Linked DNA regions of Mus musculus: region 1 is linked to region 2. The links are chromatin loops, found by intact Hi-C in ENCODE. Cell type or tissue: heart. All regions are shown on one strand. Links, peaks and the distances in the headings refer to the core of each region. The heading gives the core; the rest is flanking DNA.

Region 1 (14,743 bases), core at 6,761-10,760, 400 kb after region 2:
TCTTTGTGCCCCCACCCGCTGGGCGCTATAATTACAGGCTGGTACCACCTTGCTTGCATTTATACAATGAAGATGAAATCTGTACTGCATTCACGCTGCTCCAAGGTTGGTGCAAAAGAGTTTCTGCTTAGTATTATTTCAACTTGAGGTTTGATATTGGAATACATTGTTAATAAATGTTGATATGTTAAAACATCATTTCAACTCAGATTTCTCACTTTACGTTGCTTTGCTGATTTATTATTTGTAGCTCGTGTAATTTATTATTTGTAACTCTTGTACTATGGAAATGGCAATGAATAAACAATAAACATCACTGATTTTTTGTTTTTGATTTTTAAAAATTTGTTTGTTTTGTCTTTTTTTGAGACAGGGTTTCTCTGTGTAGCCCTGGCTGTCCTGGAACTCACTCTGTAAATCAGGCTGGCCTCGAACTCAGAGAGATCTGCCTGCCTCTCCCCTCCAAGTGCTGGGTTTAGCTGCCTGGCCTGAGTGATTTTTTTAAAACTCGAGTACAAAAACAAACAAACAAACAAACAAAGCAGAGAAGCAGAGGAGACAACTTGTCACAGCAGTCATGCATCTGGCCCAGGAACTGGTAAGGAAGAAACAGAACCATGGTGACTCGAGACGTTGGGTTTGCAAGGTGTGGTGGCACAAAGCTCTGATCACAGTTCTCGGGAGGGTAGCAGGCACACCTCTGAGTTCGAGGCCAGCCTGGTCTACAGAGTGAGTTCCAGGACAGCCAGGGCTACATAGAGAAACCCTGTCTTGAAAAAAAAAAGTTGTTTTCTTTCTTTCTTTCTTTTGTTGTTTTTCAAGAAGTTTTAGGGACTGGAGAGATGTTTCAGCAGTTAAGAACGCTGATTGCTCTTCCAGAAATCTGAGTTCAATCCCAGCAACCACATGGTGGCTCACAACCATCTGTAATGGGGTTCAATGCAGTCTTCTGGTGTGTGTCTGAAGACAGCTACAGTGTACTTGTATAAATACAAAAAAATAAATCTTTTTTTTGTAAAACAATGTCCTTCTATACAACATAGAAAAAATTGTTGTTGTTTTTGTTTGAGACAAGGTCTCACCATGTAGCCTTGGCTGTCATGGAACTCACGCTGTAGACCAGGCTGGCCTCTACTCATAGAACTCCCTCTGCCTCTGCCTCACAAATGCGGGAATTAAAGGCAAGCAACACCACACCGGGCCCAAGAACTGTTTCTTTGGACTGTGGCATGCAATGAAAAGTGTGTTCTGGGGCTGGTGAGATGGCTCAGTGGGTAAGAGCACCCGACTACTCTTCCAAAGGTCCGAAGTTCAAATCCCAGCAACCACATGGTGGCTCACAACCATCTGTAATGAGATCTGACTCCCTCTTCTGGAGTGTCTGAAGACAGCTCAGTGTACTTTATACAATAAAAATAAATAAATCTTAAAAAAAAAAAAAAAGAAAGAAAAGTGTGTTCTACACAACAACAGGCAGTGGCCAGCTCAGCACATCCCAAAGCTAACGTGGAGAAAAAAAAAAAAGATCGTTCACTCACTGTTCAGTGATCTGCAGCCAGTCTGACCCCCTAAGCTTTTTCAATCCCAGCAAAACCATTACATCTGAGAAACATGCTCAGCAGATCCGTGAGATGCACCCAAAACGTCGACTCCTGCAGCTGGCACTGGCCAGCAGGAAAGGCCCACCTCTTTTCCGTGCCACTGCTGGACTTCTCGTGAAGTATCCGGTTTTCAAAAGTGGAAGGAATTGGGCTATGAGGCTTTGCCTTGTTGGCCATATTCACCTGACCTCTGGACAACTGACTGACACTTTTTCAAGGGGCTCCATATATGGCATTTAAAAAGATTTCTCTTTAATTAGACATATGGTCTGTATGTATGTGTGTGTGGGGGTGCGGGGGATATGTGCACGTGAGTGTAGTTGCCCATGAAAACCAGAAGAGGGCTTCAGAACTCCTGGAACTGCAGTTACAGGTAGCTGTGAGCCCCCTGACATACATATGTGCAGGGAACATATGGAAGAGCAGTCACCCCTCTAACCCTTGAACCATCTCTCTAGCCTCTCCGAGCTTGAATTTTTTAAAAAATAATTTATTTCAATTTTATTTTATGTGCATAGATATGAGGGCATCAGATCCTCCCCCCCCCCCCCAGAACCAGAGTTAAACTTGTGAGCTGCCATGTGGGTGTTGGGAACTGAACCCAGGGCCTCTGGAAGAGCAGCCAGTGCTGTTAACCACTGAGCTGTCTGTCTGTCTGTCCAGCTTAAATTATTATACTACAGGAATAATGATAAGAACCGTTACTTCTCTCTGGAAAAAATGTGTCGATTGTTATGATTCCTGTTTTAATTTAAAAGGTATTTTGTTTTGCACATACACAGCATATGTCAATTACAAAGAAACCTTAACATACCATATATGACAGTGGTTCTCAAACTTCCTGATGCTTTAATCCTTTAATGCAGTTCCTCATGTCATGCTGGCCCCCAACCAACCATTAAATTATTTCCTTGCTATTTCATAATGGTAATTTTTCTAATGTCAATATCTGATATGCAGGATAGCTTATATGTGACCCCCAAATGGGTCTGGACCTACAGGTTGAGGACCATTGATATACGGTGCCACTTGAGAAAGTAAGCTGTCCAGAGGCCGGGTAAATATGGCTGATGAGGGAAAAACCTCACAGTCCAACTCATTCCACTTTTGAAACTCAGATGTTTGATGAGCCTACTTATAACAATGTAAAATACATAGTTCAAAACTGCAGCTCCTTTCCTACTAATCTATAACACACACTTACCTTCCCATAATCCATCAGTCCCCCTACACCTACCCTCTCACCCTGTAGCCGAGAATGGCCGGGATGGAATGAGCAGCAATCCTCCTGCCTCAGCCTGTTGGGGTTAGAGGCCTGTGTTGCCACATCTGACCAGTGTTCACTATCTTGTACAACCAAGGCCTCTAATTAGCTCTAGGGCTTTTCATCCTCTCCAGAGGGGACCTCTTCCCTGTTAACCACAGCCTCTCTGCCGGTTCCGGCTGGCAGCTTTGTTGGGCTTCTCAATTTATGGTTCTGGCTAACAGCTGAGACCTACTTTGTCTGAAATCTTCTTTTCAAGGCTTATCCACATGGTGGTGCCATGCCCTCTCATCTATCTATCTATCTATCTATCTATCTATCTATCTATCTATCTATCTATCTATTTATTTTTGAGGCAGAATCTTGTTACCTAACCTGGCTGGCCTCTCACATGCTACATAAACTGGCCGAAAACTCGCAGCAGTCCCTCTGCCTCATCCTCAGGAGTGTTAAGATTACAGTCCCATGCCACAGTGCCTGGCTACAGTTATTTACTCGGGCCATTCTTGCCTTCGGTCCCCCCACACCTGGACTCAGGCTCTGTAAAGCTTTCATTGGCTTTGCTGAGTGATGGGTGTTGACTCAGCACAGAAAGCACACGGTAATGGATACAAAATGGTGCTAAAATCAGCCTGAGGTTTTCCCGGTGTCCACCCTGTGCCTCTTCCCAGCACCACTTACCTGCAGATCTGGTTGTGTAGAAACCTCCGGTGGTTGGGTCTGCGTTTGGAGGGCCGAATACGCCTGGGTTGCAGGGCCCGCAGCATGTGGGCCGAAGCCCCACTCACAAAGGCACACAGCTCTCGGGGTCCAGGCTCAGAGACCCCAGGGGCTGCAGGGGATCCAGGGTGCATGGCTGGTTGCTTAGGAGTCACAATGCAGATCAGAAATCACCCCACAAACCAGAGATGGGACAGGAGCATATGGCCTCAAGGTCTGGTGTTACAGAATGGGAAACCACCCTGGTAATTAAGGTAAGCCCTCCCGATGTGCCTGTCCCACTGCAGATGCTGGACTCTGATGACTGCAGGTGAGAGGCTCATATAGGAAGGCAAGGGGCAGGGAGGGGAGGGGGTGTTCCGCACATCTCTTACATGCCCAATTAACACATAGTTGGGCCTGGGATATAAAGCAGGGGCGCGTGGGTGCTGAGGCGGAGATAGGCTCTTAGAGATAGCCAATTAAGGGGACAAAAGCCTCTTTAGCAAGGCCGGGCTAGGCACAGAGTCAACCTCAGCGATTAATGTTGAGTGCCTTTGAAAAGGAGACGCGGGGAGGGGATCTCTGGTGGCTGGAAGAAGGATCCTGTCTCTGAGAGAGGTGCCAGAACCTCCGGGGTGGGTCAAGCACCCCACATAAGCCCATCACCCTCAGACTACCCCACCCCAAGGCCTACTTCTTTGTGAGGGGACCCGACTCTGGCGTCTGAATCCTGAGAACCATGCGGGAGCCAGGTTTCAGACTCCAGGGGTGGGGAGAACAGAACACGTCTGAGGCTGTCCCCCAAGGGATTCTGGGTTGTTTAAATAATTGTATACGTGTATGTCTGTGTGGGGGTGTGTGTATGTGAGTGCCACTTCGGATGGAGGGTACTGGATCTCTGACTGAAGGAGAGGCTGTGAGCCAAACTTGGCTTGGCTCCTGCTGTTGAGAGACAGGACCGGCCTCTGTGACAAGTGTCTATTTGGGGATAGTCAGGGTCTCCGATGCCCTGGTGCCTCTAGTTCCTTGAAATTCTTCCTGAATTAGGTCCCTCCATCTCTCCCACCTCTAAAAGTTCCTGATTCTCACTAGCTTCATGGCTGTCAATCTTCTTCATTCTTATACTGTCCCTGCCTGTGTACCTCGCCTGTCCTTCCCTGCTGTCTGTCCTTCCCTCTTCTCTAGTGTCTCTGATCCTGTCTTTCACCATGTTGGTCTTTTTTGGCTCCTCTCAGGGTCTCTTAGACTCCTTGTGTCTCTTGGGCTTTATTTCATTTCATTTTTGAGACAGGGTCTTATGTAATTCTTATGTTGTCAAGGCTGGCTTTCAACTTAAAATGTCAGGTCCCAAAGAAACCCAGGGCAAGTCTCCCACAATCCCTGTGGCTCCTCCCAGCACCTCCCACCCCTCCCACACCCCTAAACCTCTCCAGCCCAGGGCCCGGGCTTACCTTCTCTTTCTCCAGCTTCCTATATAACTCTTCCTATATAACTCTCCCCTGGTCCACAAGCTCTCTCGGTTCCCATGGGCTCTCCCTGTCCCCTCTATCCTTCCTTCTATTCCTCCCCCGAGCCCCATGGCCCTGTTTAGTCTGGATGCTTCTGGCTGTGCTCTCCCTGATATCTGCTATAAAACCTTCTCTTCAACCACATTAAGGAACAGTCAGGTCCTCAGGTCCTCATTTTCATTCAGTGGCTGGGAATGGCCCTGAAGTTCCTCACTCCTGCTGTGGCCTCTCTCTGTCTCTGTCTCTGTGTATGTGTGTGTGTGTGTGTGTTACCATCTAGCGATGAAGATGACACAGGTTCATTTTCTCTGCTGATTTAAAGAATTTAAAGGCAGAGCAGACCCACTACCAGGTCTCTTGAGGTCTCAGCAGAGCTATCATGTGATCCAGGGAAGGGGAAATCAGGGTCCCCTCATGAAGCCCTTAGTTTCATTAATAAAAGAATTAAGAAGGGCCTAGAGAGGTGCCTCAGCCTTTAATAGCACTGACTGCTCTTCCAGAGGTCCTGAGTTCAATTCCCAGCAACTACACAGTGGCTCACAACCACCAATAATGGGATCTGATGACCTCTTCTGGTGTTCATGAACACTCATGTACATACAATACATAAAATACATACATACATCATAGATACATACATACATACATACATAAAATAGCTAATCTCTTAAAAAAAAAAAGAATTAAGAAAAGACCTAATTGCCAGGCGATGGTGACACACACCTTTAATCCCAGCACTTGGGAGGCAGAGGTAGGTGGATTTCCGAGTTCAAGACCAGCCTGGTCTACAAAGTGAGTTCCAGGACAGCCAGGGCTATTCAGAGAAACCCTGTCTCGGGTGTGTGTGTGTGTGTGTGTGTGTGTGTGTGTGTGTGTGAACCCAGATGGAAACACAAGGACAATTTATTAGAGCTTAAAAAGAAAATCTCTGGGGGCTGGCAAGATGGCTCAGCGGTTAAGAGCATTGACTGCTCTTCTGAAGGTCCTGAGTTCAAATCCCAGCAACCACATGGTGGCTTACAACCATCCATAATGAGATCTGATGGCCTCTTCTGGTGTGTCTGAAGACAGCTACAGTGTACTTACATATAATAATAAATAAATCTGTCTTAAAAAACAAAAGAAAATTCCTGCCCAGTCACCAGAGCCAGCCCTTGCCTGCAGTTTTTGAACTAAGTGCTTCTGCCCACCCAGAGCAACTGATTCTAAGGCTTGACTCTAGCAATGGCCTTTGCAAATCTGAGCAAAGTACTCATCAGTGACAGCCTGGAGCCCTGCTGCCGGAAGATCCTGCAAGATGGAGGGCTGCAGGTGGTGGAGAAGCAGAACTTGAGCAAGAAGGAGCTGACAGCCGAGCTGCAGGACTGTGAAGGCATTATTGTCCGGTCAGCTACTAAGGTCACTGCTGTTGTCATCAATGCAGCAGAGAAGCTCCAGGCGGTGGGCAGGGCTAGTACAGGCGTGGACAATGTGGCTCTGGAGGCTGCCATGAGGAAGGACATCTTAGTCATGAACACCCCCAATGCAAACAGCATCAGTGCTGCGGAGTTCACCTGTGGGATGATCATGTGTCTGGCCAGGCAGATTCTCCAGGCGACGGCTTCGATGAAAGATGGCAAATGGGACCGGAAGAAGTTCACGGGACAGAATTGAACGGGAAGATACTGGGAATTCTTGGCCTAGGCAGAATCGGAAGAGAGGTGGCCACCTGAATGCAGTCCTTTGGAATGAAGACTGTAGGCTATGACCCCGTCATCTCTCCTGAAGTCGCGGCCTCCTTTGGTGTTCAGCAGCTGCCGCTGGAGGAGATCTGGCCTCTCTGTGATTTCATAACTATCTATACCCCTCTCCTGCCCTCCACCACAGGCTTGCTGCATGACAGCACCTTTGCTCAGTGCAAGAAAGGCGTGCGAGTGGTGAACTGTGCTCGAGGAGGCATTGTGGATGAAGGTGGCCTGCGGTCTGGTCAATGTGCTGGGGCTGCACTGGATATATTTACAGAAGAGCCACCACCGGGCCTTAGTGGACCACGAGAACATCATCAGCTGTCTCCACCTGGGTGCCAGCACCAAGAAGGCCCAGAGCTGCTGTGGGGAGGAAATCGCAGTCCAGTTTGTGGACATGGTGAAGGGGAAATCTCTAACAGGCGTCGTGAACGCCCAGGCCCTCACCAGTGCCTTCTCTCCACACACTAAGCCTTGGATTGGTCTGGCAGATGCACGCCTGGGCTGGCTCCCCTAAAGGGACCATCCAGGTGGTTACACAAGGAACATCTCTGAAGAATGCTGGGACCTGCCTGAGCCCTGTAGTCATTGTCGGCCTTCTGAGAGAAGCATCTAAGCAGGCAGACATGAACTTGCTGAACGCTAAGCTACTGGTGAAAGAGGCTGGCCTCAATGTCACCATCTTCCACAACCCTGGGGTCCCAGGGGAGCAGGGCAGCGGGGAATGCCTCCTGACTGTGGCCCTGACTGGTACTCCCTACCAGGGCACCACACCAATGCTGCAGGTGCTCAACGGAACTGTTTTCAGACTAGAGGTGCCACTATGCAGGGGCCAACCCCTGCTCACGTTCCCAGCTCAGCCCTCCAACCCTGTGATCGGCCTCCCGGCAGAGGCGGGTGTACAGCTGCTGTCCTACCAAACCTCCAAGGTGTCTGACGGAGAGCCCTGGGCTCTCCTCCCTGCTGCCCAGCCTGGAAGCATGGAAGCAGCATGTATTTGAGGCTTTCCAGTTCTGCTTCTGCCCATGGGGCTCAGAAGTCTCAGCCCCACAGGCTCTTCTGAAGAAACCCGCTCACTGTGACCTAAAGGGAGAGGGGATCCAGAACCAAGGCATCTGCCTGAACTAATATCTAGTAAAGACTCTAACTCAAAAAAAGAAAAGAAAAGAAGAAAGTCCCAGAGCAGGCAAGCTGTAAAGCTCACAGTTGTCAGGAGGAGGAAGAGGAGGAGAAGGGAGGGAGAAGATGAACTGGGAAGTCAGCCACAAGACAGCAGGTAGCCAAGCCACACAGCAGAGCAAGGAAGCCCAAAGCCATGGTGAGGACGTTTAAGAGCACACTCAGGCTCTGGCTAGAGTCTGATGGAAAAAGAAGAAAGGAAAAACAGTTATTTACTCCTTTCTAAGGAAGCACACAGACCCAGCTGAACCTGAGACTGCATCAGTGGGAGAGAATTCTGGGAAGAAAAAGTATATTATCTTAAAGTGAACCACCCTTTTGAGTGTAAGTCCCTGGAGGAGAGCCAGTGGCCAGGCCCTGCCCCCAGACTACTCAAACAACCATAAAGGCCATTTCCAGCCCATAGAGATGCAAGCAGCCAAGCTCTGTCCTACAGAGGAAAGGAAAGGGGAGGGGGAGCCCAAGAAGAGACCAGAGAATCCCAACAAGCCCAGACCACCTTAGAAAGTTCTGACCGTCCCACCCAGGAAATTCTATATGAAGCCCGCTTCCTGTCCAGTTCTTTGCTGCTTTTCACCTGAGCAGAGGCAGCCACCCTCTTGTGTCTTTCCCAGTAAATCTCTTATGTGAGTAAGATTTGATGTGTAGTGCAACTTTGTGGTATTTCTTGGCGCCTAACTTACAGAATAGCGGAACTGCAACACTTGGGTCAAGGAAACCTTTCCCCTCAGAGCTGTTAACACTTACACCTAGGTCCTATGGGTGGTTCCTTAGGGAGGCTTGTCTCCACGTCCAGATAAAGTCTATTTTTTACAAATCTTGGTAGGTGGGGGAAGGCTGGAATTCCTTGGTCCAGAGTTGCTGGAAGTGTACTCTCGGGTCTCTCCAGAGTCGAATGAAAGGCTCACACTCCCAGGGCCAGCCAGGGGTCACCACTGCTGTAGCTAATAGCATTTTTGCTAGCTCAGTTCCAGAAGTTGACCTGGATTCCTTGCTCCTAGCAGCCAAGAGAAACATCCACGAGCTCCTCTGTTTCCAAGCCATGTCCAGCCTGAGCACACAGCTTGCAACTTGGGGATGATCCGCCAGGGGGCGCGAAATATCTATACTGATGTTGGGTGGTCCAGCTCAAGGTCCCAGGCCCCCTTTTCTCCTGTTCCATTTGTGTGAGCATTCCCGGAACCCCCGTCACCCCACCCCCCACAGCCCCGTGTAATCTGAGGTCTCTCTAGTTTTAGTTTAGACAATCAATCTTGGTCTTCAAATACCACACGGAAAATTCCAGAATTAAAGCATTCGTCATCTTAATTTGCATTCTGTTCTGAACAGTATGGAACAGTATGCCATCCACTGCAGTTAGAAAACAAATCCTGTGTCTAGTGTATCCACGCTGTATATGCTACACCCCCACCCCCATCCCCGCCTCGGTAATCACTTAAGGCACCATCTCAGTTACCCAGTACCGGAGTGCTTGTATTCCAGGAAACTTGGAATTTTACCTGCTAAGGGTGGAGTTTCTATTGCTGTGAACAGATACCACGATCCCGGCAACCCTTACAAAGGAGAACATTTAATTGGGGCTGGCTTACAGGTTCAGAGGTTTAGTCCATTATCATCTTAGGAAACATGGTAGCACGCAGACAGACATGGTGGTGGAGGAGCTCAGAGTTCTGCATTCATTAGGCAGCAGGAGGTGAACTGGCTTGAGCTTCGGAGACCTTGAAGCCCACCCCCTAATGACACACTTCCTCCAACAAAGCCACACCTCCTCCAAGGCCACACCTCCTAATACTGTCACTTCCTATGAGCCTATGGAGGCCATTTTGTTTCAAACCACTACAAAGACCTTGAGTGGACCATGTATGAAGTTATAGAAGTGAAGTCTTCCACAAGATGGAAACCTGAGGACGTTGGAGAAACCAAGAATGTAGAACATTTGGTAAAGAAAAATATGTGGAGAAGAACCAGCGTCCATGGAGGCCATGCATGCTGCAACAAAGCCCACAGGATGTCCTGTGCTGCGGCAGTGGAAATACAGGATCTAATGTTTGCCCTGCTGGGTTTGGGTGGCTTTTTCTTTCTTTCTTTCTTTCTTTCTTTCTTTCTTTCTTTCTTTCTTTCTTTCTTTCTTTCTTTCTTTCTTTCTTTCTTTCTTTCTTCCTTTCTTCCTTTCTTCCTTTCTTTCTTTTTCCTATCTTCCCACTCCCCCATTTTGGAATGGGAATTGAAAGGACAACATAAACCCCATTTGTCTTCATTTAAGGACCAGGCCTGACTTTGAAAAGAAAGCAATTAGGCACCAGCTCCAAGCAGACCACAAAACACAGAAACAAGGTCATAAAACTCCTCCCAAAGAAGACCTGGGGATAACCACAAAAATGGGGAAAATACTTTATCTCAGAATGGGCCATCTGCGCTGGGTAGCCCTACCTCATCCTATAGTTAAAGTTCGTGACATAGGAATGCAGGCCACTGACCACCCATGACCCCCCCCCCCCAGCCTAGCACTCACCAATGAAATTTTAGATTACCTGATCCTTCCTGACAGTCCCCCTATAAGAAGGCCTATGCACCTTTGTCTGGGGTTGACATTTTGAAAAATATTTGACCTCTGCATGCTGGTTGTTTCTCTAGAATAAACCGTCTTTGCATACTGAGTCTGAAGTCTTCAGCGACTTGACTTTCGGACCCTACAGGGTGTCTATTGTGTCACTGCATATCAGAATCTTGGAACTTTCTTTTTGACTTTGCAGGGCCTCACAGCTAAGGGGCTGCCTTGAATCTCAGGCGAGACTTTGAACTTAAATAATATATTTCTTTTTATGTGTATGTGTGTTTTACCACACTCATGTCTGTGCCTGTGTCCACGGTGTCTCGGGAGGGTTCTGTGGGACTGGAGTTACAGTTGTGAGCCACTGTTGTGGATTCTAGAAATCAAAGGCGGGTTCTCTGGATCTCTCTCTCTCTCATACATAAAATGAAAAAATGTAAATTACATTCAGCCACTTATTTTGTGTGTATGGGCATGCATGTATTTGCCACACAGCATAGATGCTGATTGGAGGACAACTTGTGGGAGTTTGTTCTCACCTTTCACCATATCCATGTTGTAAATGTAATTGCTATTTTCCAGATGTAATTGCCATCTCTGATGTCTACTGTTGAATAAACTCACCCTTTCTAGCTCTTTCTGAATTCTGGCTGGCTGGTTCAACTCAGCTTCTCTGGCCTAAACACCTCTCCAAAGTGACTGATTCTCTCAGCTTCTGACTGAATTGCTCTGCTTGACCTCAAACTAACTCTAGAAATCTGTTCTAATTTGGCTTCTTTTTATTCTCTGGCTCATTGTGTCTTCACCTGCAACTTGTCTCTATAAAACCATCTCTATGAAAACTACCTCTGAACTCCTCTGCATAGCCTCTCAACTCACTGATTCAACTGAACTGGTTGCCTAGAACTCAGAGATCTACATGCCTCTATCTCCTGAGTGCTGGGATTAAAGGCATGCACCACCAAACCTGGTCCTAAGCTTTTCCTTACCTGAAACTTGCTCTATTCCAGGCTGGCCTTGGACTCAAAGAGATCTGCTTGCCTCTGTCTCCTGGAATTAAAGGTGTGTACTAAGGTCATATCTGTGTTCCAGCCACAATAGCCATGTTGCTGGATTAAGACTCCTCTATGGCTTCACTGGGCAGCGAGCATCAGTACCATCAGTCTGAGCCATCTCACCAGCCCTCTAAGTTAGGGCTGGGGTGATAGCTTTGTAGTTAAGAACAACTGCTAGTTTTACAGAGGACTGGGCTTCGGTTCCTTGGGACCACACCAGACAGTTCACAACTGCCCTGTAACTCTAGCTCCAAAGGATCTGACACTCTGTTTTGGCTTCCTCAGGCACCAGGCACACATGGGGTGCACAGACATGCATGTGGGAACTCACATATACAGAGAAGGTAAAAATAAATAGATCTTAAGAAAAAGGCAGCCGGGCAGTGGTGGCGCACACCTTTAATCCCAGCACTTGGGAGGCAGAGGCAGGAGGATTTCTGAATTCGAGTCCAGCCTGGTCTACAGAGTTCCAGGACTGTCTCGGAAAAAAAAAAAAAAATTCAAGGCCAGCCCGTGCTACATGAGCCTACAAGAGCCCATTGTCTCAAAAAGTAAAAAACAAAAACAAAAAACAATTAAGACAACAAAAATAATCTATCCGAAAGTCTCAGCACAGGCTCAGAAAGCAAGCTTGGCCCCAGATACCAGCAGGCAGGGGAAAAAAAGCAGGCTTGTAGGGGCAACTCAGACTCCCGAGACCCAGGCCATCCCAGGCCATGCAGGAAGGTTGAGTGCCTCAGTTTCCTTCCCAGCACGAGGGAACAGGGTCTGCGTGTACACCACGGGCCTGAGGCTTGGACCCCCGGGATTCTGCATCTGGCGAACCCCAGCAGTGGGTGGGGCCGGGCCGGGCTTGGCGCGTTGCGTCATGACGCACGAAGGCGGCGGCGGCGGGGTTTGTGTGCGCGAGAGGCCGCCGATAAAGGTTGAGTGCCTCGCGCCGGGGGCCGTGGGGAGGGAGCGCGCCCCCGCCCCCTCCCGGGCCGCGGGTCCCGCAGCGCTGTGCCGGGCCCCGCTTCCCGTCAGCCCCCGCGGGAAGGCCCTGGGGTTCTCCTTGATCCCCCTCCCCGACCGGGGCCACAGGTGAGAGACCGGAGGGCGCGGTGGGGGAAGGGCCGGAGGGCGGAGTCGTTTGGAGAACGGCGAGCGGGAAACCGGAAGGGGTACCTTAAAGGGAAGGTCGCTATTTCGCCTCCGATATTTAATCTGTTAGGCCGGCTCCGCCCTCTTAAAGGGGTAAGGACAGTGTGTTTAGCTGCATTTTTGCAAAGCTTCCTGCCCTTTCCCTTCTCCCCTTTCTCCTAAAAGGGGGTTATTTCCTTAAAAGCGGGTGATAGTTTCCCAAACATTGAAGGAAAAGTTTCATAATTCTGCTGGTCCCTAGACTATCTGAACAAAGAGATCTTTTTTCCCTCCCAGATAAAACCTCATGTAGCTTAGGATGCCGTCAGACTCACTGTATAGCTGACAATGACCTTAAATTTACGATCCTGCTGCCTTCATCTGCGCGCTGGGATTACAGGCCTGCCTGTGCCACCACGCCCAGTTCTATGGTGTACTGTGACAAGAACCCAGAGCTTTGTGCATGCCAGTCATTAACCCTTAATAACCGAGCTACATCCCAAACCCCAAGAGCTTCCTCGTAAAGCCCAGACGCTTAAAGGGCACTCTCACTGCTAAGATGGGTCCCTGTTCCGTTGGGCCTCTTGTGTTAAAAGATATGGCCTCAGAGGCACAGACAGTTTCTGAACCTCATTTGTCACCTACACGCCAAAAGGAACAACAGCCCTTTAAAAAAACAATCCTTCATAGCCTATTGCCCTTTGAAAAAGAAATCCTTTATAACCTGTCAAAAGGGGGTGCCTCCCTCTCTTCACTCAGACTGTCTTTACTGAGCATGCTCTCTCCTGATGTTTTGGTGGGTGATGGATGCATCAGAGAACGATCGATCGAACGAAGCAGAGGTTCTCTGTTTGGATGATGTGAACATTGACAGAGTAGAACAAGCAGTAAGAGACTTATATGTTGATGGGACTGTCCTGGGGTACTGTCACTGCAGTACTGACTTCAGGATTTACTAGGGAAGGGTCAAGCTGGCACTGTGTTTTGTTACCAGTGGCATCCATCCTATTGAGTCAGGAATCCTGATGAACACCCATCCATTTATTAGACAGCCCCTCTGACAAAGAATGACCTGTCTCCAAATCTCTGTGCTGGTGAGGTTGAGAAGTCCTGGCTAGGGTGGTGGTGATGCACGCCTTTGAGCCCAGCACTCAGGAGGCAGATGCAGACATCTGAGTTCGAGGCCAGCCTGGTCTAGGTAGTGAGTTCCAGGACAGCCAGGGCTGTGCAGAGAAACTGTGTCTCAAAAAGACAAAGAGAAATGCTTGCCCTATAGTATTTAGAAGGTGATGGGCCCCGTGAAGAAGGGAGCAAATAAGGCATGGGAGGAGATCAGGGAGTGCTCAAGGGTGGTCTGAGGAAGGCTCTCTGGGGTGAGTTCTTGAAGACTTGGAGGTGACAGTGTGAGTTGTGGATGGTGGAGGGGAAGGGCACTAGGCATAAGGTGGTGGTAGCTTTCCCTGCTTAGTTGAACGGCTAGAGGGACAGGAGGCCTGCAAGAGGGGAGAAGACGGACGTAGTTATGCGCAGTCAGCAGGCTCCTGTAAGGGAGTTTGTCTTCTGTCCCCTTATAGGTGTGACTACTATCCAGGTTTGCCTCAGACTCATCCTCCTGTCTTAGCCTCCTCTTACCACACCTGGTTTAGCAGTGCTGGGGCTCACACCTAGGACTTTGTGTGTGTTGGATAGGCACTCCATCAACTGAGCTACATCTCCTGCCCAACCCTTAAGTTTTGTAACAGGAGAGCATAGAGGGAGAAAGACCTGGAGTTAGATTGTGGTTAAGTGTGAGGTATCTTGTGTCCCAAGCATTTGGAGCAAAGGAGAGGCCTGGGTAGAGTCACACTTTTAGAGTTTTCTATAGATTGTGGAATCCTAGGGGAGGGTAAGGGCTTTCAGAGAGGGGCAGTGGGGGCAGAGAGGAAGACAGCAGTTCTTGACTGAGCTCTGATTCTCCACCTCCAGGTTTAGAAGGATCCAGCCCGAAGGCTAAGGTGGTCACAGAAGGGAGAGTCAGCCATCTGCAGCTAGGAGATA
Region 2 (14,743 bases), core at 6,765-10,764:
CCCCCCACTGCCGCAGCTGCTCCTGCCGCCGCTCACGGGCGGCCGCAGCAGCCGCCGCCGCCCCCGGGCCCGCTGCCGGACCATCCTCGCCGGACATCGCGCCGGCCGCTCGCCCGCCTACTAAGCGAGCGAGCGAGCACCGGGCGACGAACAGCCGCCACCCGCCCGCCCCGGGGGCCGCCGGGAACCGCCGCGCGACAAGCACCGCCCAGAAGCTCGCCCAGCCCCCGCTCGGTATATTGACGTCACGGCGCCGACCCAAAGCCCTCTGGGTAACCGAGTCCCGCCTGAGACTTGCGTAGCTATCGCTGGGGGCAAGGGCCTAAAAAGAAGCCCCTCGTAGCGAGCTGGGAAGTGGAGTTTCTCCCCATTGAGGAGCCTTGCATAACTTGAGCAGATAGGTTAGAGAATGAGGCAGCCGGCAGGCCGGCAGAAGTGCTGGGAAATGGGTTCTACAAGCGGAAGTCTTCGCTAGACTCGCTATATATCCTGAGGCACGTTTAGAAATCCGGAGCTGGAAGGGGTCGAACGAAAAACTCAAAAGGCACGCCCTCAATCCCAGCACTTGGGAGGCAGTGAGTTCGAGGCCAGTCTGGTCTGATCCTGGTCCTGAGTTCCAGGACAGCCAGAGCTACACAGAGAAACCCTCTCTCGAAAAAACAAGCAAAAAGAGAACTGCCTAAAGGAGGACATGTCCCTAGGGAGTGCTGGGAATCTGGGTAGAGCGGCCGGACAGGCTACTGGGGCATGCTGGGAAATGTAGTGTACTTTGTAAAGTGACTACCCCAAGGCGCATGGGAAATGATAGCGGATAGCGGATCCTGAGAGATAGAAATAAATTTTGCATACTTTTTACGATTTGTTTTGAGATAGGATGGCGCTCGAACTCATTAATAATGCCCTTGAACTTCTGATCTTCCTGTCTCCATCTCCTAATTGCTGGGATTACAGGAGTCTGTTTGTTTGTGTGTGTGTGTGTGTGGGGGGGGGGTTATTTTTGTTTTGAGACAGGGTCTCAGTATGTAGCCCTGCCTGGTTTGAAGCTCACTATGCAGACAGAATGGCCTCGAACTCACAAAACTCCGCCTCCTCCTGCCTCTGGAGTGATGAAATTAAAGGAGTGCCACCATGCCGTACTTGTTTTGGTTTTGAATCTGTCCCTCTCCCATCGGCTATAAGTAAACTCGATTTGTTTTCTTTGAGACCCTCTTAGTCCTAATGACTAGAACTAAGCCTGAGAGTAGGCAATAAAAAATATTTCGAATGAATGAATGAATGGGCTCCCTAAGGCATCAGGTAGACCAAGGGCCGACGGGAAATTGAGTTCTCAAACAAGATTAAAGCTTGTCACCGCCAAACTCATCTTTTAACATGGCGATAAAGTTCCCGAGCAAAGTTCAAGGAAATCAGATAACATAGGGCAAGCTGGGAAATGTAGTCTCAAGGCCACGCCTCCAAAGGGTTCAGCTCCAGACTTCCAAATATGTCTCAGAATGCAAGGTACCTAAGAAGTCAGTTTCCAGACCAAGAACGAGCCCACGTTTTCTAGTGGTAATAATTCCCTGAGCATACCAGAAAGAGGGCCCTCAAACATGACCAAAATAACCACATACTTTTCTTCAGCCCACCTGGGGCTGCAAAAGACACTAGGAATTATAATTCAGATTGTATCATGCTCTCTGGGCCTGATTTTGTTGTTCGGTTCTTTTTTTTCCTCCCCCCACCCCCTTTCGCTCCGGCCCTGCTCTCTCCAGCCCATAGGTTTTTTGTTTGTTTGTGTTTTGTTTTTGTTTTCTCATTAAGGAAGGTTGTGAGCCACTCAGTGGTTGCTGGGATTTGAACTCATGACCTCCGGAAGAGCAGCTAGTGCTCTTAACTGCTGAGCCACCCCCTGGCATGACTTTGTAAGTCTAAAATGTGATGTTCCACTAGGTTTGAAAGTTTTTCCAACAGATAAGAACACCTAATAAACACCTGATAAAAATAATGTGATATTTCACATTATCTCCCCTAAAAATCCAATTTGAGAAGGATAAAAAAAACATTTTGAAACAGGAACACAGACCTACCAAAGTCTTAACAGAAAGCTGTCAAAATTTGCATAGGGAAAACAAACGTTTTTCCTAAGGGGAACTAAAGCAGCCCACCCACTCCATAATCTTTGGATTTATGCAGAGAAATAAGCCATAAAAAGCTCGAGTCCTGGGAAACAATGGTCATAAATCCAAAAGGATAACCCTGATATGAGATACGTGAACCCTACCCCACACCACACACACACACACACACACACACACACACCCACCCTTCTTCCCCAAGGCAAGAAGTCCATCCTTGGGACCCACAAGGAAGGAGAGCACTGACCAAAAACTATGTTCCGGTTTTGAGTTCCTGAGCACAGCATTCGTGCACACCCTTCTAACCACTGAATGGGAGAGCAGCAAAACTGATGACTGCTAAGCCCTTGCTCCTGCCCCAGAACCACATGTCTTTTGCTAGTCGTTCTAGTCATTGTACATGTATGCTTACGTATGACAACACATGTGGGGGGCAGAGGGCAACTTGCAGAAGTTACTTCTTCCTTCCATGTGGGTTGTGGTCTAATCCAACCCAGGTCACGATGCTTGGCAGGATCCACATCTACCTGCTGGGCTGTGTCCTGGGCCCTAGGATCACAGCTTATAAATCTATTCCTCTATCAGCCCTGTCTGTCTGTCTGTCTGTCTGATGAGACAGGGTTTCTTGGTGTAGCTTGGTGTAGCCCTTGATGCCCTGAAACTCGCTCTGTAGACCATGCTGGCCTCAAATTCATGAGATATGCCTGTGTCTGTCTCCCGAGTGCTGGGATTAAAGGCATATGCCACTACCACCTGTATTGTCTTTATTTCTCATATAGGATGGTCTTGAACTCACTGTGTGGCCAAGGAATGACCTTGAAACCCCGAGCCTCCTGTGTCTACCTCCCCGGTGCTGGGATTACTGTCACTCGCCATCGTATCTAGTTTAAGCAGAACTGGAGATTTACCCCAGGGTCTCATGAGCTCTAGACAAGTTGTACTCCCAGTCATGAACTTGAACTCTCTTTAATGACAGTTGATGGCTCTCCCAGGCAGTATGGAGATGTCGATCAACCCACATAATAACAACCCTGAAGAACTTAAGCAGATGCCTGGGGGCACTTTATTTTGAGTTACAGATGGGACACGCTCCAGTGGCTCCTGGGCTCCACACAGCAGGTCATGTCCTGGCAGTCTCACTTCCAGCGGCCTCCAACTCGACCCTTCCCAGCCCCCTTTCGGCTGTGGGAGAAGAAGGTGGTGTCAGGAAGAGGTTCTGAGCCTCCGAGATAAGCTTAGCACAGCATCTTTAAAATTCAGGAAGTCCACCAAATACCCACCCCCACCCAGAGGAAGTCGGGAGCAGAGGCCAGCAGTGCTATTTCTTTTTTGCAGTACTGGGCACTGAGTCAGGGCCTCTCCCATGTTAAGTAAGTACTTTACCACTGAACCACAAACCAGGCCTCTCACTGGGGGATTCTAGGCAGGGGTTTACCTATGAGCCACGCCCCCAGCCCCTCACGGGGAATTCTAGGTAGTGGTTCTACCACTGAGCTACGACCCCCTTTGAGTGCAGCTCTTTCAGATAATGCCCAGTGGTTGGTGGGAGTTGACTTTCTTGGTTAGTTCACAGATAACTCATGCAAATTTATGTGAAAGGGGCTTGAGCGTGAAAGAAGGGTTAGCTAGAGGTGGTGACATGCATCAGGGCTCAAGAGGGCTGGAAGAGTACAGAAAAGGCTAGAACAAGAAAGAGACTGAGCAGGAAGCCTGGACATGGTGGGGAACACCAGTGATGTCAGCCCTGAAGAGGATGAAGCAGGAGCATCAGGAAATGTTTGAGGACAACCTGGCCTACATACGTGTGTGTGTGTGTGTGTGTGTGTGTGTGTGTGTGTGTGTGTAATCCCCCAGTGAGAGGCCTAGTTTGTGGTTCAGTGGTAGAGTACTTACTTAACATGGGAGAGGCCCTGACTCAGTGCCCAGTACTGCATACATACATAGATATTCATATATGTATACATATGTGTGTACACACACACACACACATGTGCCAGGTTTGGAAGATGGAGGCAGGCAAGTGTCAGGAGTTTAAGGGCAGTCTCAAATACCAATGGAGTTCTAGGTCACTCCAACTTACAGGAGACCTTTTCTTTTTTTTGGGGGGGGGTGCGGGTTCGAGACAGGGTTTCTCTGTGTAGCCCTGGCTGTCCTGGAACTCACTTTGTAGACCAGGCTGGTCTCGCACTCAGAAATTCACCTGCCTCTGCCTCCCAAGTGCTGGGATTAAAGGCGTGCGCCACCACCCCACGGGGAGACCTTGTCTTAATAAGAAAAAATAGAGAGAAGGAAAACTGGCAGAAGAGGGAGGGACAAAGAGAGAAAGGGAGAGAGAGAGGCCAGCGAGATGGGTTAGCAGGTAAAGGTGCTTGCAGCCAAACCTAAGATCTGAGCCTTATCCCTGGGACCACAAGGAAGAAGAAACCAAGTCTTCCAAGTCTCCTGAGCACACTCCACATGTTGTATGGTGCACAACTGCCTGTAATTTAGCTCCAGTGGATACAAACGTCTGGTCTCTGTGGGCACACACACACACACAGTCATACCCGAACACACTCATACACCCATATACATATACACACCTACACATACACCCATACACACACACACACAGTCATACCCGAACACACTCATACACCCATATACATATACACACCTACACATACACCCATACACACACACACACACACACACACAGTCATACCCGAACACACTCATACACCCATATACATATACACACCTACACATACACCCATACACACACACACACAGTCATACCCGAACACACTCATACACCCATATACATATACACACCTACACATACACCCATACACACACACACACACAGTCATACCCGAACACACTCATACACCCATATACATATACATACCTACACATACACCCATACACAAACACACATACACATGTACACACTGTGTGCATGTAAACATGATGCAAAAAATGGTGTAAAATAATATGTACTCAGAAAAGAATTGGAGGAATACAGACCGGGAGTGAGACTGAAACCTAAGAGCTGATAAAGAAAAGCAAAAGACTGTAGTGCAGGCCAATAACCCCAGCCCTCCTGAGGCTGAATCCAGAGGATCAGTAGTTCAAGGCCAGCCTCAGCTTCCTAGTGAGTCTGGGCTATGTGAAACCTTGACTTAAAAATAAATAAGCAGTCCAACAAAAAACCAGGAATGGTAGGTAAGTCACATCAACTATCCCAGCATTCCACTGGTTTGAGACAAAAAGATCTGCTTACACATTCAAAGCCAGCCTGGGCTACACAGTGAGTTCTAAGCCAGCCTGAACTACCAAGTAAGACTTTGTCTTGAGCGGGCAGTGGTGGCACACTCCTTTAATCCCAGCACTTGGGAGACAGAGGCAGGCAGATTTCTGAGTTCGAGGCCAGCCTGCTTTACAGAGTGAGTTCCAGGACAGCCAGGACTATACAGAGAAAACCCTGTCTCGAAAAACCAAACCAAACCAAACCAAACAAAACAGACTTTGCCTTGAAATAATAAGCAAATTAAACAGACAAAAAAAGCCAATAAATAAACCCACAAGAACAGATACGGATAGGATGTCTCAGGAAACAGACAGGAGGTGCCAAAAGGGCAGTGGTATGCAGAAGCAGCCGAAGGAGGGAGGGAGGGAGGGAGGGAGGGAGGGAGGGAGGGAGGGAGGGAGGGAGGGAGGGAGGGAGGGAGGGAGGGAGGGAACAGAAGGAGCCGTCTGTGGAGGTTGGGAGTGGCACTCACAATTTCTGGGCGTGGCTGATGCGGTTGTAGAGCACATTGATCTGTGGAGCAGGAGACCAGGCTAGGTAGATGTCCAACCAGGGCCACCTGCCACACCTGTCACCCAGCCTGGGCCCCAACAGAGGCAGGTAGGTCTCACCTCATATTTCTGTTGCTTCAACTTCTCCATCAGGTCAAATTTTTCTGATTCCAGCTGGTGGATCCATTCTGACAGCTCCTGGGCCTTTTCCCTAGCAGGTCGAGAAGGACCAGGATGCAGCAAGATCCAGGCTGCCCTCTGAGTCCAGAGAGGTCGAGCCACTTACCCCAAGCCATGCAGCAAGTCTCTTTGGGATTGGTATAGTCGCTACACTCTTGCTAAATTGCCCACAAAAGGTTTTCAAATGTGTGACCACTTTCTGAAACAGAAGTTCCTAAATGGAAGTCTCCGGAAGTAATGGCTATGAGCCCCAGAGTGAAAGCCGTTTGGTTTTTATTACTTACATAGTGCGTGCGTGCGTGTGTGTGTGTGTGTGTGTGTGTGTGTGTGTGTGTGTGTGTGTGTGTGCGCGTGCGCGCGTGCGTGTGTGCGCGCGCGCGTGCGTGTGCGTGTGTGTGTGCGTGTGTGTGTGTGCGCGTGTGTGTGTGTGTGTGCGTGCGTGTGCGTGTGTGTGTGCGTGTGTGTGTGTGCGTGTGTGTGTGCGTGCGTGTGTGTGTGTGTGCGCGCGCGCGCGTGTGTGTGTGTGTGTGCGTGCGTACGTACGTGCGTGCGTGCGTGCGTGCGTGCGTGCGTGCGTGCGTGTGTGTGTGTGTGTGTGTGTGTGTGAAGTCTGGCCTCCAGCTCAATATACAGTAGAGGATGACCCTGAATTGATCCTCCTACCTCCTCCCTGAATGCTGCAATTCCACCTAAATACGGAAGGGGGCACTGTGGATGCCAGACACTACAGGCCAGGCCATCCACCGGGTAGCTTGCATTTGAGTGACATTTTGAACATAGAAAGCAACAGTGGCCCAGAAAAAGGAGTGCCAATTGCCTGAAGTAACACAGCACCAAGGCTCAGACCCGGAGTATCGCCCGTGGAAGCCTTTTGAGAGCTGCCAGGACCTACCGGAGCTGGTCCTCCCCCATGTAGTCGATGTTCAAGGGCTTTTTCCTCTCAGACAGAATCCGGAGTTTCATCTCCCGACCAGTCTGTCGCTTCCCACGCTTCTGTTCTGCCTGGAGTGGGAGGAATCCCAAGCCAGGGATAGAACCTGGAGGCTAAATCCACTCAGCAAGGCCAGTGCCTCCACCACATGCAAGGAGTACATCTCAGCCCTCCCCCTTCAGACACTCAGGGGTCCAGCCTCAGCCTCCTCCTCCCTCAGTCCCAGAGCTCCAGGCTCCAGCCCTCTCTCCTCAGACTCAGGAACTCAAATTCCGTGCCCCCTCCCTCAAGCGTACAGGCCCCGGTCTTCTTCCCTCACACCCAGGCACCACCAGAGGAACATTGTGGCCGGAAGAGGGACAGAGACAATCAGCAGAGTGTCTCCCTCACCTACTTGCCGCATGCTATCTACAGTGACAGCTGGCCCTGGATGAGGTCCAGCACCCTCAAGTTTCCCTTCCCTCCTTGTAGACGCAGATTTCCACAGGCTAGACTCACCTTGACCAGGTAGCCCCCAAAATGAGCTCCCATGTTGGACAGAACTTTCTTCTTCTTGGCGTCATCCTCTGCTCTCTTCTTTGCCTCCTCCTCCTCCTTCCGCATCTTCTCCTCCTGTGAGAACAAAGGGGTCCACGACATGTGGCCTTACATACCTGATGGAGGAAGAGCCTAGCCTGGGTAGTTGATGGCTTAGCATCTCCATAAGTGAAGTTGGAGCCACGGAGAGAGCCACTCCTTAACTTGGTATATAGTTCAGGCTAGCCTCAAATTCACAAAATCCTCCTGCCTCGGCTTCTCCTGTACTGGGATCATAGGTCTGAGGCCATCATACCCAGCAAAGCTCAGCCTTTGTGCTGTGGCTTAAGTCTCTTAGTCCAGCCCTGCCTGAAGCTAGATCAGCCGCAGACTTTTTATTTATATGCACTGTTCACCCTTCCAATAGGAAAATCCTTATGCTAGACATTACAGGGACTTTCTGAGAACCGTAGAGAGTATCAAAATGGGAAATAAAGTATTCTCCTATAGGGAAAGGACAGACACCTACCGCCAGCTTGGCCTGGCGTTCTCGCTCCTTTTCCGTTCTGAAGCGCTGTTGCTCAGCTCTCTCTGCGCGTCGCCTCTCCTAGGGGTATTAAGGGGAAGATTGGGGCAGGGAATGTGGGGGTTCTTGGAGGCTATCCCCTCCCACAAGTTGTCCCTCCACCAGTAGACGAACGAAATAAGGATAGTTTCTTTTATTTAATTGTCCTTTTTGAGACAGTCTCTCGAACTCATGGTAATCTTCCTGCCTCCGCCTCCAAAATGCACTCCTGGTAGAAATGGATACTGGAGTGGACCCGCCCAATGTCCCCGCTGTTTCTCCCAGAGACCCCAAAGCACTACATGGAGGGAGGGAACGGGAGATAGATGTAACTAGAGGACCCGGATTTCCGGCTCACAATGCGGTCTTTTAGTGCAATGAGCTCTTCCTCCTCCTTTTTCCGCTGTTCAAAGTGCACGTCGATGAGCGTCTGCAGCTCCAGTAAGTCTTTCTCCATGCGCTTCCGGTGGATGTCCTGAAGAGGGAGCCCGTGAGGCCGCCGGACAGGGCCCTGGAGCCTGCCCCACCCCAGCCCTAGGTGATGACTGACAGCCAGCTGGGATGGCTTCCAGCAGATGTCAGCAAAGCATTCCTTGCTAATAACAGGACCCTGGGTTACCCCCAGGGTTTTCATGAAGGAAGCATAGAAGGGCACTTTTCAGAATAGGCTCAAGGCGCCAAGAATCCTGCAGCTGCTTCTGGGGTAGGACATCTGTCACTTACATCAAAATCCACACGCTCCCCTTCTGGAATCTTCGGGGGAATCAAAGGAGGCACCACAGGACGGCTGTGTCGATAGAATTGGAGATCATCAACAGGCTGGCCTCCCTCCTCTGCCTTACCACACGCTGTTCAAAATGACAGCCACCCCCCACCCCCACCCCCACCGGCCCCCGAGTCTGTGTGAGACCACAGTCAGGGAAATACAGTTTGAGTATTTTGTTTTGCCTGTTTTGACATACTTGTAAAAACTGGCAGGACCCGGTGGCACAGATCTGTTGTCCTAGCTGCTCGGAAGTCTGAGGCAAATTCAAGTCCTGCCTGGTCTAGAGAGAATCTAAAGCCATCCATGGAAACTTAAGAGACACTGCCTCAAAATGAAAAATCACAACAGGGCTAGGGATGAGATTCGGCCGTAGAATGCCTGACAAGAATCCCCCAGGGAGAGGCAGGGGGCGACTCCCCCAGTGAGGGGCTGCGGGTGACTCAAGACGGAATGCTTGTCTCAAACATACGAGGCCATATATTGAATGCTCTGCATAAAAAGCAGGCAGGGGTAGCTCAGCAAACAAAGACCCCCATGACAAGCCTGATTGTCTGCGTTCCGACCCCTGTAAATCATCCTCTGCACCCCACACTTGCACCATACACACCTCTGTGCTCACACACGCAAAATACGTAATAAAGGCCTTACAGTTTAAAAGCACTGCTCTTCCTTTTGCACTGCTCTGAGATACTTCACTTTCTTCTTAACCATTTTATTTTATGTGTATGTATGAGGTTTTGCCTGCTGCCTGTGTAACACGTGTATGGCCAAGTGCCAGAAGAAGGCATCGGCTCCTCTGGAACTGGAGTTACAGATGTTTGTGAGCCACCACGTGGATACTGGGAACTGAACCCAAGTCCTCTGGAAGAGCAGCAGTCAGTGCTTTCAACCACCGAGCCATCTCTCCAGGCCTGAAGATTTTATTTCAAGGGTAAGGATGAAGCCCGGGGATCACGCATGCTAAAGGCCATGGACTTTAAAGATCGCTATTCTCTAAGCAACTTACAGTTGCCTGGTTGCTCTAACGCTGTACTACTGGCTGTTTAACAGCAACAGTGCGCAGCTGTAACAAGAAAAACGTCTGCGTGCTCGGGTCACCTACAGTTTCTTTTAATAGCTATGATTTAAGATCAGCAAAACCCACAGATGCTGAACTCAGAATCACCAAGACTACTCTTCCGAGGATGCAGCAACACCTTGCCTGGCAAACACTCTTTCCCAAGGCCCAAGTTAGCAGAAACTTCCCGAATAATTCATGTGTCAGAACATTCCTTGCCTTGGCAGGGCTCATCCACTTGGTGTCTCTAAGGACCATGTGTTGTCGGTCCCAAAAGTCCTTGGAAAGGGCCCTCACTTCCTGCATTCCTTCCCTGGTAGCTCTCCAACCTGGAACCTCTGTAACTGCGTTCCTTCCTCCAAGAGTCCCTAAGCTCTAGCCCTGGCCTCTCCGGGCCTCCTCTTAGCTCAGTTAGCTTCCACAGCCTGTACTGGCCTCCCTGGCTTAACCATACTCTCACGATGGCCTGGTTCTGCACCCAGAGTGGGTTTTATACATAACCACTCACTTTGAGTGTAAGAAATGACTGTCCTTGCCTACAACTTTCCTTCAGCTAGCAAGGTCTTTATCGAGAGGGTCCAGGTTATCACCTCCTCGGGAAGCCTTCCTTGATTGGCCCTGGGCCAACACAGAGTCCCCTTGCATGGTTTTCTAGAACCCAGGCTGTTATTTTTATATCTGACCTGTTTCACAATGTAGGAAGGTCCTCAACTTCTTGCTTTAAGAGTTAAGGTTGGCTGTGTTCAAGCCCTGATTTCTCTGCCTTTTGATTTCTCTGCCCTGTCTCTCTTGGTGGAGGAGCATGAGAAGATAGGCTTGTAACCCACACCCACCCTGTAGCACCTCACCTGGGTTTGGGGCGCTCTTCTTCTGGTGGCAATGGGGGAATACAAAAAGATAATTAGAGAGAGTTGGGTAGAGAGAGGCTTGGCATCCTTAAGAGGAAACCCAGAAGCAGCCTGCGAGCCCAAGGCTGGGGGGAGGACATTAGGAGAGTGAAGGAAAGTTGAGGTGGAGAAAAGGGGGAAAAAAGGTCACTCGCATCAGACATACATTCTCCACTGGTGTGGGGACACCCCCACCCAGACCTCTAAAAGCCCAAAGGACCAAACGCCTGGACAATTTACAATTCTATCTACCCCTGTCTCCTGCCTTCCCCATCCTACCCAGCACTGAAAGAGAGCCCATTGCTTCTCTTCATTCAGGGACCCCAGATCTCTATCCCCAGCCCCCTACTCCCTTAGGACACATATTTCTCACCCCCCACACACTTCTTAGTGGTTCCCTAAAGTTCAAGTTTCTCAGCTCATGCCTGTGATCTTAGGATTTAGGAGGCTGAGGTAGGAGAGTTGCTATGAGTTCAAGGCCAACCTAAGATATATATCGAATTTCAGGCCAGCTTAAACTACAGGTGGGGACTGTCTCAAAAAAAAAAAAAAAAAAAAACCCTAAATAAATAAATAAATAAATAAATAACCAAACTGAGTGTGGTGGTGAACACCTGTAATCCCAGCCCTCAAGAAGCTGAGGCAGGAAGGTTGCTGCAAGTTTGAAGTCAGCCTGGACTATGTGAGACCCTGTCTCAAAAACAAACAAAACATAATATAAGATTAAAAGGTTCAGGCCCCAGCCTTCGAATGTATATAGTGGAGAAATATAACATACAGGGTCAGCTGGGCGGTGGTGGCGCACGCCTTTAATCCCAGCACTCGGGAGGCAGAGACAGGCGAATTTCTGAGTTGGAGGCCAGCCTGGTCTACAGAGTGAGTTCCAGGACAGCCAGGGCTACACAGAGAAACCCTGTCTCGAAAAAAAAAACAAAAAAACAAAAAACCATACAGGGTCAGAGGCCAAAAGGAGAGGAGATGGGGCACCTTTCCGCCAACACTCAGCTTTTCTAGTAAGCATTCTTCCAAGATTGGAACGAAGGCTTGCACACCACTCCCTTTAAGGAAGGGAAAGGGGTTAAAAAAACAAACCACGCCAGGCAATTTCCCTTCACGGCCACCAGAGGGCGCAGGAGGGCCCTAGGGGCTTAAAGGATCAGGCTGGGCCAGACTGGTTATCCAGGAGCTTATCAGGTGATGGTGGATTGCGGACTTGATGATGTCGGGGTCCCCAGACACCCCGAATCAATCCCAGAAGGCGAAGAAGCTATGGTTACCTCGCTCTGCCACCGGCTCCGGCTCCTCGGGGGCTGGGAGGGGCAGGAGGAGAAGCGAAGATTGGGAGGGAGGTGCAGGAAGGGGCAGCCACACAGAAGCATAGAGGGGTGGGAAGAGACGCGAGATGCTGTTAAAGAGTGGACCCAGGATCCTCCAGACCAACATATCGTCCCTTCCCCCACTCCCCAGCCCAAGGCCTAGGAAGAGACCTGTGGGATTCAAGCCTCACCTTCCTCCTCCTCCACCGCTTCCTCATCTGGAAAGGAGTGGGGACACATAAATGTTAGGAACTCTGGAGCAGTGAATGTGTCCCAGAGACTCAGAGATTAGCCTCAGCACTCCCCACTCAGACCCAGGAGAGCAGGCCTCCTCCCTCCTCCCTCAGACCTGGGGTCCAAGCCCTAGTCCTGGATAGGAGACTGGGTTAACAAGATGACCCTCTGTGCCCCAGCTGCAAATGTAACAGGGAGCATTTCCAGTTGCTGCCAGGGGTTTTCTGAGAGTAGCATCAGTATACCACACCCCTACCCTTACACCAAAGTGGGGCTAGACTGCTCCAGGAGCCGTTTCCTCCAAGTCAGAACTCCAGAGGGCCTACCCGACCCCTTAGGCCAGCCCACTCCCCACTCACCTTCTGCCTGCTCCCTAGAGACATGAACAAGGAGAGAAGAGAGAAGAGAGGACAGTTAGCCATCTTGGGATAGGATGATCTCTCCACATTGTAAGCCCCCAAGCCCCCAGACTGCGTTGCTCACTCCTCATATTCTTGTTCTTCGGTGTCTGACATCCTGGAGAGACCTGCAGACCAGAGAGAGGAGGCTGAGTGAGATAGATCCCTAAGGAAGGGGGCTGGTGCCTGAACTCCTGAGTCTGATGGAGGAGGAATGGGATCTGGGAAGGCTGGCATCCAGCCCAGCCCAGGCCATGGAGGCCAGGCCGCAGCCCCACAAGCAGGCGGCAGTAGGCCTCCTTCACCACAGCTGTTTTCTTTTGTCCTGGGACAGGTCCATGAGAACCTGATCCCTGGAGGGATTAGTAGATACTGGAAAAGGGACAGGATTTAAAGACAATAGCTGCCCCACTTCTAGTGCTATTTTGGGGGAATGTCACAGACAAAGAAACAGAGGACATTTCCCAATAAGGAGTTGGAGAAGTGGGGCTCCCCCCACCCCAGCCCCACTGCTCCCCTCCTACCACAGCCCTGATTCCTCCCATCCTGTCCCGCTTTCCCCTTCCCCCTACATTCCACAAAGGGATGGCTGTATCAAGAGCAGCTTCGTCCTGAGACCCTAAAGTCAGTGACCCCCTCATCCAAACTCTGCTGTTCTAGGCCTGAAAGCCCCCAGGTTGAGATCTTCAAAGCTCACTACCCACAGATTCTGAGATCCAGTCCTATGCCCCTGTTGTGTGAGACCAAGAAATCTTCGCATCTCTCGGTTGGGTGCCCAGTTCATACCAGCACATGAATTCTGGGCACTAACAGTCTCAGACCCTCAGGATTGGAAGAGGGTTGGAGGGTGGTGTTGAGACACGGTCTCATATAACCCAAACTAGCCTTAGACTCACTATGTAGCCAAGGATAACCTTGAATTCCTGATTCTTGTGCCTCCCAGAACATCAGAACAGTCTGCCCCCAGATATAAGATCCTCAAATACCTGACAACCAAACTCAGGGATCCCTTTTAGGACACCACGAATAACAGTGTCACTGTTCCTAATAGTTGGCTGTTTCTTTGTTTGTATTCCAAGACAGGACATTGTTGTTTCTCAGCTGGCCCTGAACTCAAAATCCTCTGCCTCAACCTCTTGAGCACTGGGACTTCTGGCCCTAAGCCCTCCCCAGTTCCCCGTACCTCATACTCTCCAAAGCTTAATTCACGGGGCACCTGCCCTTCCACAATTTCCCAGTCTCTGAACCGTTTTTGTTTGGTTTTGCTTTGGTTTGAGATGATATTATTATGTTGCCCTGACTAGTCAGAACTCTGTAAACCAGGCTAGACTTGAACTCATAGAGATCCACATGCCTCTGCCTTCAGAATGCTTCCTCCACAATGTTAAGAAGAGCAGCCCCAGATTATGTACCCCCCCCCCAGATTCTACCCCTCCACTTTTGCCACTCCAAGTCTTCCCAAAGGCTCAGGCTTAGCTGGGTTGCTGCTGCCTATAATCTCAACTCTCAGGAGGCAGAAGGATTGCAAACTCAAGGCCAGCCTGGGCTACCGAATGGGACTGTCTCAAAGAAGGAGGAAGAGGAGGAGGAGGAGGAAGGAAGAGAATATTCTGTCCCCACTGTCACACCTGGCCCCCATTCCCCAAAGACATCAGTGTTAAGAACTCAGAGACAGTTACCTAAGGCTGGGTCCACAGATGCTGTAGAGGGAGTCTGAGGCTTCTGAGGACAGTGACGCACCCCCTGGATTTATAGCTAGGTGCTGAGCCCCGCCCCAGGTTGGAGGAGGGGGCGAGGATTCCGATATTCAGACACCATCCCCCATGCTCAGAGCCCTGCCCTGCCCCCTCTGGCTCCATCCAGTTTGGGGGTCCAACACCTGTCATCGGCTTCAACATCCCTGTAGGATTTCCATCAGCAAACACCGTAGGGCTCAGGCTCCATCAGGCCACCCCTCAAACCCTCTTAGAGTACCCAACAATACCCAGTGCTT

Evidence for each region. A loop is a pair of places that touch in the nucleus more often than their neighbours do. Peaks named below come from ENCODE experiments on the same cell type or tissue, not always from the same donor. Only the 100,000 strongest peaks of a DNase experiment are listed, where the experiment ranks them.
Region 1: it touches region 2 in a loop (2.2-fold over the local background); 2 of 42 quality-filtered maps call a loop at or near these places.

The regions. Positions count from the first base shown.
Region 1 is chr7:4,902,739-4,917,481 of GRCm38, forward strand. Gm36210 (predicted gene, 36210) reads right to left here and starts at 4,979. Exons shown (of 2, transcript NM_001370858.1): 1 at 3,547-4,979. The coding sequence starts at 3,719. It overlaps Zfp628 (zinc finger protein 628), which reads left to right and starts at 12,479. Exons shown (of 3, transcript NM_170759.2): 1 at 12,479-12,667; 2 at 14,672-14,743. It also overlaps the pseudogene Gm5320. In heart, for the core only: a CTCF peak has its summit at 9,058 (motif pointing right); a DNase peak (open chromatin) is centred at 9,029.
Region 2 is chr7:4,501,502-4,516,244 of GRCm38, forward strand. Tnnt1 (troponin T1, skeletal, slow) reads right to left here and starts at 14,474. Exons shown (of 14, transcript NM_001277903.1): 1 at 14,430-14,474; 2 at 12,836-12,878; 3 at 12,712-12,725; 4 at 12,310-12,336; 5 at 12,080-12,112; 6 at 10,764-10,785; 7 at 8,816-8,879; 8 at 8,451-8,567; 9 at 8,057-8,134; 10 at 7,510-7,623; 11 at 6,973-7,082; 12 at 6,021-6,111; 13 at 5,882-5,922; 14 at 3,069-3,299. The coding sequence starts at 12,867. The coding sequence ends at 3,254. Ppp1r12c (protein phosphatase 1, regulatory subunit 12C) reads right to left here and starts at 179. Exons shown (of 22, transcript NM_029834.3): 1 at 1-179. The coding sequence starts at 97. In heart, for the core only: CTCF peaks have their summits at 6,800 (motif pointing right) and 8,574 (motif pointing right); DNase peaks (open chromatin) are centred at 8,580 and 10,130; H3K4me3 peaks cover 1,529 bases; H3K27ac peaks cover 2,780 bases.